2 separate regions of the Homo sapiens genome follow, and region 1 is linked to region 2. A link is an interaction called in ENCODE POLR2A ChIA-PET data of the cell type or tissue named here. Cell type or tissue: PC-9. All regions are shown on one strand.

The links. Peaks named below come from ENCODE experiments on the same cell type or tissue, not always from the same donor. Only the 100,000 strongest peaks of a DNase experiment are listed, where the experiment ranks them.
Region 1: POLR2A ChIA-PET joins it to region 2 with 6 read pairs; 2 of 35 experiments call an interaction of 5 or more read pairs at or near these places.

Annotation. Positions count from the first base shown.
Region 1 is chr1:46,287,185-46,289,684 of GRCh38, forward strand. All of the region lies in intron 3 of LRRC41 (leucine rich repeat containing 41), which reads right to left. Among named protein-coding and RNA genes, the nearest start is that of LRRC41, 15 kb to the right of the region's middle. In PC-9, no CTCF peak of the experiment used is centred here; a DNase peak (open chromatin) is centred at 1,547; H3K27ac peaks cover 2,172 bases.
Region 2 is chr1:46,105,540-46,108,039 of GRCh38, forward strand. All of the region lies in intron 1 of P3R3URF-PIK3R3 (P3R3URF-PIK3R3 readthrough), which reads right to left. The region is part of intron 1 of PIK3R3 (phosphoinositide-3-kinase regulatory subunit 3); the gene reads right to left. Among named protein-coding and RNA genes, the nearest start is that of PIK3R3, 26 kb to the right of the region's middle. In PC-9, no CTCF peak of the experiment used is centred here; no DNase peak of the experiment used is centred here.

The DNA.
Region 1 (2,500 bases), 180 kb after region 2:
TGCAAGCTCTGCCGCCCGGGTTCACACCATTCACCTGCCTCAGCCTCCCGAGTAGCTGGGACTACAGGCACCCGCCACCACGCCAGGCTAATTTTTTGTATTTTTAGTAGAGATGGGGTTTCACCCTGTTAGCCAGGATGGTCTCGATCTCCTGACCTCATGATCCGCCCGCCTCGGCCTCCCAAAGTGCTGGGATTACAGGCGTGAGCCACCACGCCTGGCCTCCAACTTCTGATTCTTACCACCACCAGCCCCTTATCACCTCACACCTGACCACTAGCTTCCTGATTGCTTTCCCTGTCCCCAAAGTAGTGTTGTAAAACACTAATTACATCATACTGCTTTAAAACCCTAATGTCTCCCTACTGCCCTTCCACCCTCTGCCTGAGAAGCTTTATTTCCCACATCTTGCTTATGAGAATGCTTTGCTCTAGCCAAGCTGGTCACCCCACGGACTTGAACCTGCCTATGTCCTTTCCTACATCTACCAGAAATGTCTCCATTGCTGAATTAGACTTCCTGAAAGAACTTAGAAACATGTCATTTGAGATTCTTGTTGGGACTCCTCTGACACTCTGACTACTCAAGACTAAGAGGCTGGTATGTTGTCTCATGGTGTTGAGTCCCTTTGCCTGTGTACATGTCTTATCCCAGCCAGATTAGAAATTCTTAGAAAGCAGAAACCAAATCTTGATTTGTTTCTTCCAAGGCAACAGTTATTTATTTTGACGGATAGGAAATCTCATCAGACTATTCTGCACTTGATCTTAGCCAAAAGGCCGAGAAGCGATTCATCAGACTATTCTGATGTGTTTAATACAACTCTGAATGCAAGTGATTCTCAGCCTTTGGTGCACATCAGAATTCCCTGTGGAGCTTTTCTTCCCCAAAATTCATATACCAGACACCCAGACTTGGTGATTCTATGTTACATCTGAGGTAAGGTCAAGACATCTTTATTGTTTGAACCATCCCAGATGTTTCTGATGTATATCAGAGGTTAGGAATTACTGCTGATCCAGAAGGGCACACCAAGACAAAGACAGGTACCAGACCCCAAAGTTTCTAATTTAAGATGATCCCTAAGTCATCTCAGGGGCAGTAGAAAGTCAGGTCCCAGCTCTTTCACTATACTCTGGACTTCTCTGAACCTCTTCCCTCATCTGCAAAATGTAGATAACCTGCTTCACAGGATTGTTGTGAAGATCAAAATGAAGTAGTACAAATTAAAGCACTTTGTAAACTGTAAGATATAAAAAATGTTACTGCTGCCACTGCTATTAGCCTAGCTGGGATATGAAATGGAGGCAGAGCCTGTTAAGCATGGTGCTCATTCAGACTAAAGCCAAGGCTGTGGGGGCCTGAGGTTCCCCAAGACTAAAACATTTCTTTGATCCTTACCCTGCCTCCATGCATTCCTCCATACTGGAGTGACTCTCAGTTCCTATTTGAGGTTCTTAGAAGGAACTAGGCCTCTGCTGTCCTCAAGCAAAAGTGTCATTCCTGTTGCCTTAGCTATTTCCCCAGACTCCACTTACTGTGGTAATAGTTAGGAATGACTTCCTGCTTGAAATAACTGCATAGCAGCAACACAGAAAGGCCTTGCTCATCAGCAGCAGGACATTAAGAGCAGGAAAAACAATACCTGGCAACCAAATCTCTGCTCAACTTTGAGTGAAGGCAAAGAAGGTATCCTTCGGTCCTACCTCACACTAGCACTTTTCCTACAGATTTGCTGGCCCACACCCAGTCTTGAAAAACACTTGCAGGTAACCTTAGCAAGGCTTCAGCTTTATAAGTGAGTGAGTCAGATGGTTATTACAATATCTGTGCCTAAAATATGGACAAAGATGGTGAGTCAAGATATTGTGGCTGTTTCTGGCTATAAGAGGCACAGGGGAAATATAGGTTAGATAGGTAAATACTGGACTTTTTCAGACATGTTAATGGTTGATGAAGACAATGGGAGACAGAATATTTGGAACACCCCAGACACAACTGCAGTGAGCAGCATGACACAGTGATCAGGAACATGCACTCCAGAAGCAGACTGCTTCAACCTGAATCTGGGTCTGCCATTCACTAACTGTAATTTAGGCAAGTCATTTCACCTCTTTCTGCCTTAGTTTCATCATCTATAAAGTGGAAGATCACTATACTGACATCACAGCATTTTTGTGACAGTTAAATGAGTAAAGTTATGACAGCTCTCAGTGGCTTCTTTCTCACAAATTAACGTACGAGCAGACAAGAGATCATGAAGTTTTATTCCATCACCACTCTTAAGAATCTATGGGCCGGGCGCGGTGGCTCACACCTGTAATCCCAGCACTTTGGGAGGCCGAGGCGGGGGGGATCACAAGGTCAGGAGATCGAGGCCATCCTGGCTAACACGGTGAAACCCTGTCTCTACTAAAATACAAAAAATTCGCCGGGCGAGGTGGCGGGTGCCTGTAGTCCTGGCTACTCAGGAGGCTGAGGCAGGAGAATGGCGTGAACC
Region 2 (2,500 bases):
AAACAGTGGCTCATGCCTATAATCCTAGCACTTTGGAAGGCTGAGGCAGGTGGATCACCTGAGGTCAGAAGTTCGAGACCAGTCTAGCCTGGCCAACACAGCGAAACCCCATCTCTACTAAAGATAGAAAAATCAGTAGGGTGTGGTCACGGGTACCTACAATCCCAGCTACTCAGAAGGCTGAGGCATGAGAATCGCTTGAACCCCGGGGCTGGGGTGGAAGGGGGAGGTGGGGGCAGAGGTTGCAGTGAGCCAAGATTGCGCCACTTCACTCCAGCCTAGCCAAAAGAGCAAAACTCCGCCTCAAAAAAATAAATTAATTAATTAAATAAAAAACAGCTCATAATTGAAGCCAAGTAAAAGCACTGTGTACCCATTAAGATATGGCATAAATGAAGAAATAAAGTATATTTGAAACCTTCAAAAAAATTACAATGATGACTGCTTCTTGTGGAAATTAACTTACACATGGCAATTATAGGCATCTCAAATATAAAAACTGATGAATAATAAATCCACATACAGCATTCCCTATTTTAACCTTGAGTACAGGGCAATCATTTGTTTATTTATTTATTTATTGAGACACAGTCTTGCTCTGTTGCCCAGGATGGAGTACAATGGACGACTATGGCTTACTGCAGCCTTGACCTTCCAGGCTCAAATGATCCTCCCACCTCAGCCTCCCTAGCAGCTGGAACTACAGGTGCATGCCACCACACCCAGCTAATTTTGTGTGTGTGTGTGTAGAGACAAGTTTTCGGTATGTTGCCCAGGCTGGTCTCAAAATCCTGGGCTCAAGTGGATAGACCCACCTTGGCCTCCCAAAGTTCTGGGATTACAGGCATAAGCTATCATACCAAGCCTCAACCATTAAATCCTTTCTGATATATTCTTGATGATTATCTCCCTGCCCCCTCAAAAATCTCAATCTTTGGTTTCAATGGTTTTTAGTAGTTATTTCAAATTGCTTTTCTTCCACTAACCATAGTAAAAAATAATAATCAAATATAAACGACTTAGCAGAAAAATAACTTTAGATAATGGATGGATAGATACATTATATTTACACTTTAAATATATTCTAGAAGGCCTATCAAGGAGTTCATGACTCAACTTGGAAAGTTAGTTGGAACTCATATTTCTTCCATTCCTTCCAAAGCAATCTTAAATGATACCCCAGGGATCAGCAAATAATGTTGAGTCCTTTATGATATCCACAGATTGATTGCCTTAGTCTTTTTTTTCTTTTTTTGACAGAGTTTCACTCTTGTTGCCCAGGATGGAGTGCAATGGCGTGATCTCGGCTCACTGCAACCTCTGCCGCCTGGGTTCAAGCAATTCTCCTGCCTCAGCCTCCCAAGTAGCTGGGATTACAAGCACGTGCAACCACGCCTGGCTAATTTTGTATTTTCAGTACAAACGGGGTCAGGCTGGTCTCAAACTCCTGACCTCAGATGATCCACCCGCCTCAGCCTCCCAAAGTGCTGGGATTACAGGCGTGAGCCACCGTGCCCGGCTGCCTTAGTCTTTTAAAAACAATAAGCAGCTCATGCCTGTAATCTCAACACTTTGGGAGGCCAAGGCGAGTGGATCACTTGAGGTCAGGAATTCCAGACCGGCCTGGCCAACATGGTGAAAGCCTACTAAAAATACAAAAATTAGCCAGGCATGGTGGCAGGTGCCTGTAATCCCAGCTACTCCGGAGGCTGAGGCATGAGAATTGCTTGAACCTGGGAGGTTGCAGTAAGCCTAGATTGCACCACTGAGATCATGCCACTGCACTCCAGCCTGGGTGACAGAGTGAGACTCTGTCTCAAAAAAATAAAATAAAAAAGCAAGACTTTTTATCTAAGCAAAGGCTCCAGATACATGAGATACTAGACTATTACAGAGTACTATTATTTTTTTAATATGGAAAGGAATAAATCAAAGAGACCAGGAAGCGGAGGTTACAGTGAGCCAAGATCACGCCACTGCACTCCAGCCTGGGTGACAGAGCGAGACTCCATCTCAAAACAAAACAAAACAAAACAAAAACAGAAACACAGCTTTCTATATGACTGTATCATCATTTACTTAAAAAGACCATCCTACCTATCCTTCACAGTCCAAGTTCAAATATGATTATCTCCAAAGTCTTTCTTCGACTCTAGCCTACATCTTTCTTTTGAACTTCTCTAGCACTTGGTATCACTCTTTGCAACTTGCAAAGTTAGTTGGAATCCACTATTTAGATAATTCATACTTAGTTATCTATTGCTTATATTGTTACTCTCCTTTGAGTGTGCTTTTTTAACTAAAAATTAAAATTAGAGCAATATGTGAGAAAAATATTAATACTACATAGATAAAACAATGCCTGACACAGTAACTATTCCATAAATTATAATAGTTCTCTTTGCCATTTACCAAATCTGTGACCCTGAACAATTCACCCTTACTAAAGCTCATTTTCTTCACCTATAAAGAAGAACTAATAATCTCTGTCAAATAATTG